Linked DNA regions of Homo sapiens: region 1 is linked to region 2. A link is an interaction called in ENCODE POLR2A ChIA-PET data of the cell type or tissue named here. Cell type or tissue: PC-9. All regions are shown on one strand. Each heading gives the region's core, and the rest is flanking DNA. Links, peaks and the distances in the headings are about the cores only. Region 1 has its middle 30 kb from the start of LDLRAP1. Region 2 overlaps MAN1C1 (mannosidase alpha class 1C member 1).

The links. Peaks named below come from ENCODE experiments on the same cell type or tissue, not always from the same donor. Only the 100,000 strongest peaks of a DNase experiment are listed, where the experiment ranks them.
Region 1: POLR2A ChIA-PET joins it to region 2 with 8 read pairs; 4 of 35 experiments call an interaction of 5 or more read pairs at or near these places.

What each region holds. Positions count from the first base shown.
Region 1 is chr1:25,572,040-25,574,945 of GRCh38, forward strand. It overlaps a transcript of LDLRAP1 not described here. Among named protein-coding and RNA genes, the nearest start is that of LDLRAP1, 30 kb to the left of the region's middle. RefSeq lists an enhancer at 1,938-2,805. In PC-9, for the core only: CTCF peaks have their summits at 900 and 1,157; DNase peaks (open chromatin) are centred at 1,722 and 2,092; H3K27ac peaks cover 1,698 bases.
Region 2 is chr1:25,639,569-25,642,474 of GRCh38, forward strand. The region is part of intron 1 of MAN1C1 (mannosidase alpha class 1C member 1); the gene reads left to right. Among named protein-coding and RNA genes, the nearest start is that of MAN1C1, 24 kb to the left of the region's middle. In PC-9, for the core only: no CTCF peak of the experiment used is centred there; no DNase peak of the experiment used is centred there.

The DNA of each region.
Region 1 (2,906 bases), core at 256-2,755, 67 kb before region 2:
CAGCTGGGGAAGCCAGGTCAGGCTCTTAGAAGAGGGGCATATTCCTGCTGGGCATCAAAGGAAGGGTAGAATGGTTGGCGACTGCATGTGCTAGCCTGGGAGCTCCCTGAGGACATGCCTGTCTGATTTGCCCCATGGCCTCAGTGCCCAGCCTAGCACCTGGCACAGAGTGGCCATCAGTGAGTCAGTTCATCAGGAGGGGAGAACAGCCTGGCTCCCATGAGAGCTGTGAGAAAGGGCAGCCCTGGCTCAGCAGGCAGCGCTGGAGTCCCTGCAGCCTGGGAGTCCACTTTGCCGGCTGTCAGACCCTTCCTGTGACAGCTCCCCAGTGTGCACTGGGTGCACTGGGCTTAGGCACTCTGGGTCTCCGTCACACACAGCCGATGGCATGGCATGCCCAGCCTGGTTTGGTAAAATGTTGTGTGGTCCACCCTCTGCCCCAACCAAGATCTTGGTTTTCATGCTGTCTTCAAAGTGAGATTCTAGAATGTTAATGCTGGGAGAGCCCCTGATGGTTCCCCAGCCCACCCACTGAGCTTATAATGGGGAGTTGAGACCTGCAGAGGGCACAGGACTTGCCCGGGACTCACAGGCAGTTAAGAGAGCTGGGATCTGAGCTGTATTTTCCACCGACTCCATGCCCAGTCCTCCATCAACCTGGAGTAAAGGAGAGAGAAGTCCCTCCCACTCTTGCTAGAAGGGGCCCATGTGCTTGCAGGGAACTGGATGTGATGTTGGTAAGAAGAGGCTGGAGAAAGGACCTTGGTGGATTCTTGAGCATGTAATGAGCACCAGCTCATCATCCGTCTCTCCACTGTCCCCCTCAAGGACGCTGAAGTCTCATCTGCAGCTCAGGCTGCTGGCCAGACACCTAGAAGAGGGGGCATGGAGCTGCAGTTCCGAGTGCAGCCTCTGGGGCCACAGCCGTCAGGACTGGCTTTCAATCCCAGACGGCCGATTTTTAGCCGCAGAAACAACTTAGTAGCCTGTATCTCAGTCTCCTCACCTGTTAAATAGGATAAAGGTGCAGTCCAAACAGGGGCTGCTTTGCGGGGCGGGGGGAGGTCAGATGGGGGTGGGGAAGACCAGTTTCTCCCCAGGGGTAAGGCCCACCCAGGGTAGCCAAGGTGGGGAGGAGACAAGTTGTGTCTTACCAGCTCCCCTGATGCACCCAGGTGCACACTCAGGCCCCGCCACGTTGAGACCACCACATTATGCCCTCAGGAAAAACTCAACAAACTCTACTGTCTAGTGAGGAAAGCGTTGCAGTCTAGCTGTTTCCAGTAGGAAGGGATTTAGTGAAGAGCACCAGATCACAAAAGCCCTGGCAGGGCGAGGGTGCAGGTGGTCCCTGCAGGGGCTCAGGGATCTGGCGGCTGCTGCTCCTGTAGGTCCCGGTGGCTGCATCCCGGGGCAGAGCTGGCCGGAAGCTGCTGGCAAGGGAAGTTGGGAAGAGGTGGTTTGCAGGCATCAGCCCTTGCGGCTCAGGAGGGCACAGGGAAGGGAAGGGAAATGGTGCTGAGATGCAGCAGACCCCCTGGCACCCCACCACCCCAACACTGTTGGGGGGCAGGGAGGGTAAAAGGAGCTGAGGGAGGTTAGCCCGGAGAAAACCTGGCTGCCACACCTATGTCGGGAGCTATGCCGAGGCTTTGCACACGTTACGTAATCCTTAGGACAGCCATGTGAGGCCATGAACTGACCTGATCGAGATGTGAAAAGCTAGGACAGCACCCCGGGGCTATTTCACACAGGCGGGGCCTGCTCCTGCCTCTCCCTGAGCCAGGCTCATTCATCCAATGCCCAGTGATTGAGTGCCCACCACATGCCAGGATGCATGCCAGGCGTCTGGAACATGGCAGCAAACAAAACAGCAGAAATCCCCATCCTCATGGAGCTGACGCTCCCCCAAATATGTATAAATATTTGTAAATACGTAAAAATAGGTGTGGTGTAAGCACTCCAAAGGAAAAAGGGCGGTGGGGGGAAGGGGAGTGGCCTGGCCGGCAGCGCTGCTGCACCTGGGGTGGTCAGAGTTGGACAGAGTGCTGGAGGAGGTAGGGAGGCCCCAGAGAAAGGGCACCTGAGAGGGCAAAGAGCAAGCGCAAAGCCCCAGGATTGCAGTTTGGAATGTGCCAAGGGCAGGAGGAAGTCTGAGGCTGGAGAGGAGGGAGGAAGGAGGTGGACTGGGAAATGGGCTCAGAGCAGGTGCAGGCCTGGACCACAGGGCGGTGGCAAGGCTCAGACCTGCTGTGCAGGGCTCAGTGTGGGGTCTCGAGGACACGAAGGCTGCACAGCCAGGGGCAATGCAGAGACTGAGGCTCTAGGATACTGAGGCTGTCATCCAGGGTCAAGCCCAAGAGAGAGCAACCTCCGGGCTTGCAAGCGGGCAGATGGAAGGTTGAAAAGGCAACCCCATGTCCTCCTGCTCTGTTGTCTGAGCGGGGGGCTTCCAGATTTGTTGAAGAAAAGGATGTGTGCATGGCCAGCTGCCTGGGTTTGGTGGTGGTCCCAAATCTGTGTGTCGGGAGCCCTGTGGGTGTCTGTGGGCCTCTGGCAGTAGCCTGAGTCAGAGATTGGTGTATCCCCGTGTGATGTGGAGGGCTGGTGTCTCTTGGTCCCTGCCAGCCGAGCAAGAGGCTGATGCAGCGAGTGTTCTGGGCATGCTATATCATTTCTCTGGGTGTGCATGAGTGAGCCTGTGTTGGCTCCGTGGGCCTGTATGTGCCAGGAGCGTGTAGACCTGAAGGTCTGTACATGAGTCAAGGGTGAGAGGCCTGTGTGTTTCCTTGTGCGTCTGTGGGTTCCTGCTTGTCCGTAGTGGGCAGCAGTGAGGGGTGTCTTTGACTTTGGCCTGTCATTGTCTGTTTCATGCTCACTTGACATTCCACAGCTCAGCTGTAGTT
Region 2 (2,906 bases), core at 139-2,638:
CTTTGTTATTTTCTAACCTGCGGTTGGCTAGGAAACTATTTAATCTAGCTTGTTGGCCTTATATGTAAAGTACAAATAAACAGACATTGAGTAGATCTCTAAAGACTCCTGAATCAAATGCATGAACTTCAGTGTACAGGTTTTTGCATAATTTAGATATTTAAAGATTCTTACTTATTTTTTTGTAATTGGCATTGGATGAGTGAAATATAATTTTGTGTTGAAACTATGACCTGAAGAGAGACAACAGTTCTCCAAAGGGCTCCTAATTTCTGGCTGATGTCATCTCAAGTTATTTGTGTATTTTTTGCTCATCTGCTTTTAGCTGTTAGAAGAAAATGTTTGTTGATATTTGTCGTGTTCTAGTAGCCTCTATCAGTTTGAATTTCAGTATATTATAACCTGTCAAATATTTTCTCTGGGCTTTTTACCTTAAGCCTAATGACTGCTTTTTAAAACTTAGTTTGTAAATTCTCACATTAAAACAGTTTTTAAAAAGAGAATCGTTCACATAAGCCAAATTGCTGAATTACTAATCAGAGGGATGCTAAGTAGCTGAAGGAGTTTCCAAGGCACCATCTGTGAGGTCTGATCTCTTGTCTCTCCTCATTCAGAAAATTTCAATGTGAAGTAAATATCATATTTTATTGCAAAGGCTGCCTTTAATTTCATTTGTCTGATTTGGGATGGGTGAAGGTGTTGAATAAAAGTTTTAAGTCTCTTACTTAAGATCCCTCTCCCCCATCCTCATTCTTGGAATGAACTTTTGAGAGGTTAAACCTATACTTTGCCAAGTAAATGCTGATTTCCTGGGAAGACATTTCAGCACCTTTTCTGTTTTTCTGCACTTCCTTGACCTAAATTAGCAAATCTTCCTCCTTTCCAAGTCTCCCAGAAGCCATTCTCCATGTCTGTCACATACCTTACAGAGCTCTGGAGTAGTCTTGTTTTTTAATTATAAGAATCAATAAGAAAAAGAAGACTTTAGTTTCTTCCTTTCAGAACTGGACCTTAGAGAACAGCCTATAAAATAGAATCAATTTTGCTACTTCAGATTATAAGGAAACCCTTTGTAGAGAAAGGTTCATGTTTTGGCAGAATAATAGCTCAGTCTAGAGACTTCTCTAGCAGTTTCAGATACTGGCATTTTTGTGTGTATAATTAAGTGAGGGGTAGAGACCCCACACTAATGTACACTCAGAGGCGGTATTGTGTAATAACTTCCCTATAATCATGCTAGGATATCTATGCCTGATTGTTGATCCTTGAGTAACTAAAAATGGTGCCAGAAAGGTATCAATCCAGATCGAGCCAAGGGAGACCAACATTAGACATTTCTGTGATTAGGCACTGGAGTAGATTATAGCATGATAAGGTTCTCTGTGCTCTGAGTGAAGTGCTGTTCAACTTGGCGCTAATAGGAGCGGGATTCAGGTTTGTGAGCTCTGGAACTCGAAGTCGACTTGCCTGTTAGAGAAGGGGGTTTTGGATTCTGTATAGCCTGTAGTCTTTTAAATGTAAGAATCCTCAGGGAGTCTGCTTTGAAGGGTAGTCGGGGCTAGGCTGGAACAATGCTTCCTGGACAGATCAGGTCAAAAATTCCCAGTGCGCGGGGTATTCTTAGAGCCCACACATCCTCTTAAGAGTTTAGCTGATCCAGCCAACAGCCTTGCGGCATACAGAGCATGGGCTGTCATCCTGTTTTATGGCTGAGAGGCTGAAGACCCTGAAAAGGGATGTGACCAACCCCAGGTCCCACCAGTTTAAATTGTGATGCCTAGACTTAAACCTCCCCTCCCCACTCCAAGGGTGATGTTCTTTCTGTGACATCATTTGAAGGCTAGTGGGTGATAACTTAGAGGAAGAGTTTTCACTTTGGAATGGAAGAGCGTAGAAACTGTCATAGCCTGGATAGGCATGTAAAAGAACCGGTCTTGTGAATCTTTAGACCAGGGTATCTACCCTTTATTGCAGTCCGGAATTATCTGGGGCATTTTAGTAAATACTGATGCCTGAGTTCCTCCAATTAAATCACAGATGCAAATTTAATTGGTCTTGGGTGTAGCCTGAGCACAGGGATTGAAAAATCTTTAGAATGAACCTATGGCAATTTTGTCTTAGCCTCGACTTATCTCTTTTCTGGCTGTAGTTCCCTTTGACCCACTTATGGAAGAGGTTGGAAATTTTCTGTATTTATTAAGACCTGCACCGAAATTGAGTGAGAAAAAAGCTGGAGACAAGAGTCAAAACTGAGTTTTCCAGAGTTAAGAGCAGACACTGTTTACATGATACGGATAAGCCATGAATTTATTAAAACTTTAAGAGAAATATTGAAAACACCTACCATCTATTGAGTCTCAGTTGCAAGAGCTGAAGGAAAGACAAAGACGAGTCTCTGGCTTTAAGGAATTTTATTGTGTAATCTTGGCATGTACTGGAATCACTTCTAACCACATACAGATGCATGGATGTAGGGAAATATTACTTGGCTGCATCAATATTTGCCTGTCCCACCTAAATCTTTTTTGAGGAAGTAGCCAGGACATAAACAGCTGAAATGAAAATATTTGCTTGTCCCGAAGTCGATTTCCCCACAGGCCATCGCCCTCCCTCCTGTGGCTGCCTCTGCTATTCTCATTAGCTAAGCAGCCTTGCCCTTACAGAGATCCTGAGGGCCTTACAGAGATCCTGAGGGCAACAAAGCCGGTGGTCATCTGTAAAATCCAGTAACTGATTGATGCTCAGGAAATAGGAGATACTGAAGAAGTGAAAGAGCCTAACCCAGTCCCAGGTGGTTCCGACTCTGCAGCCGTGCTCTGCTGTTTCATCTCAGCCATGCCAGGTGCTAGACGTGACTTCACCTGAGAATTGCTGACCTGGGTTGATCAGATCAAATCTATCCAGGC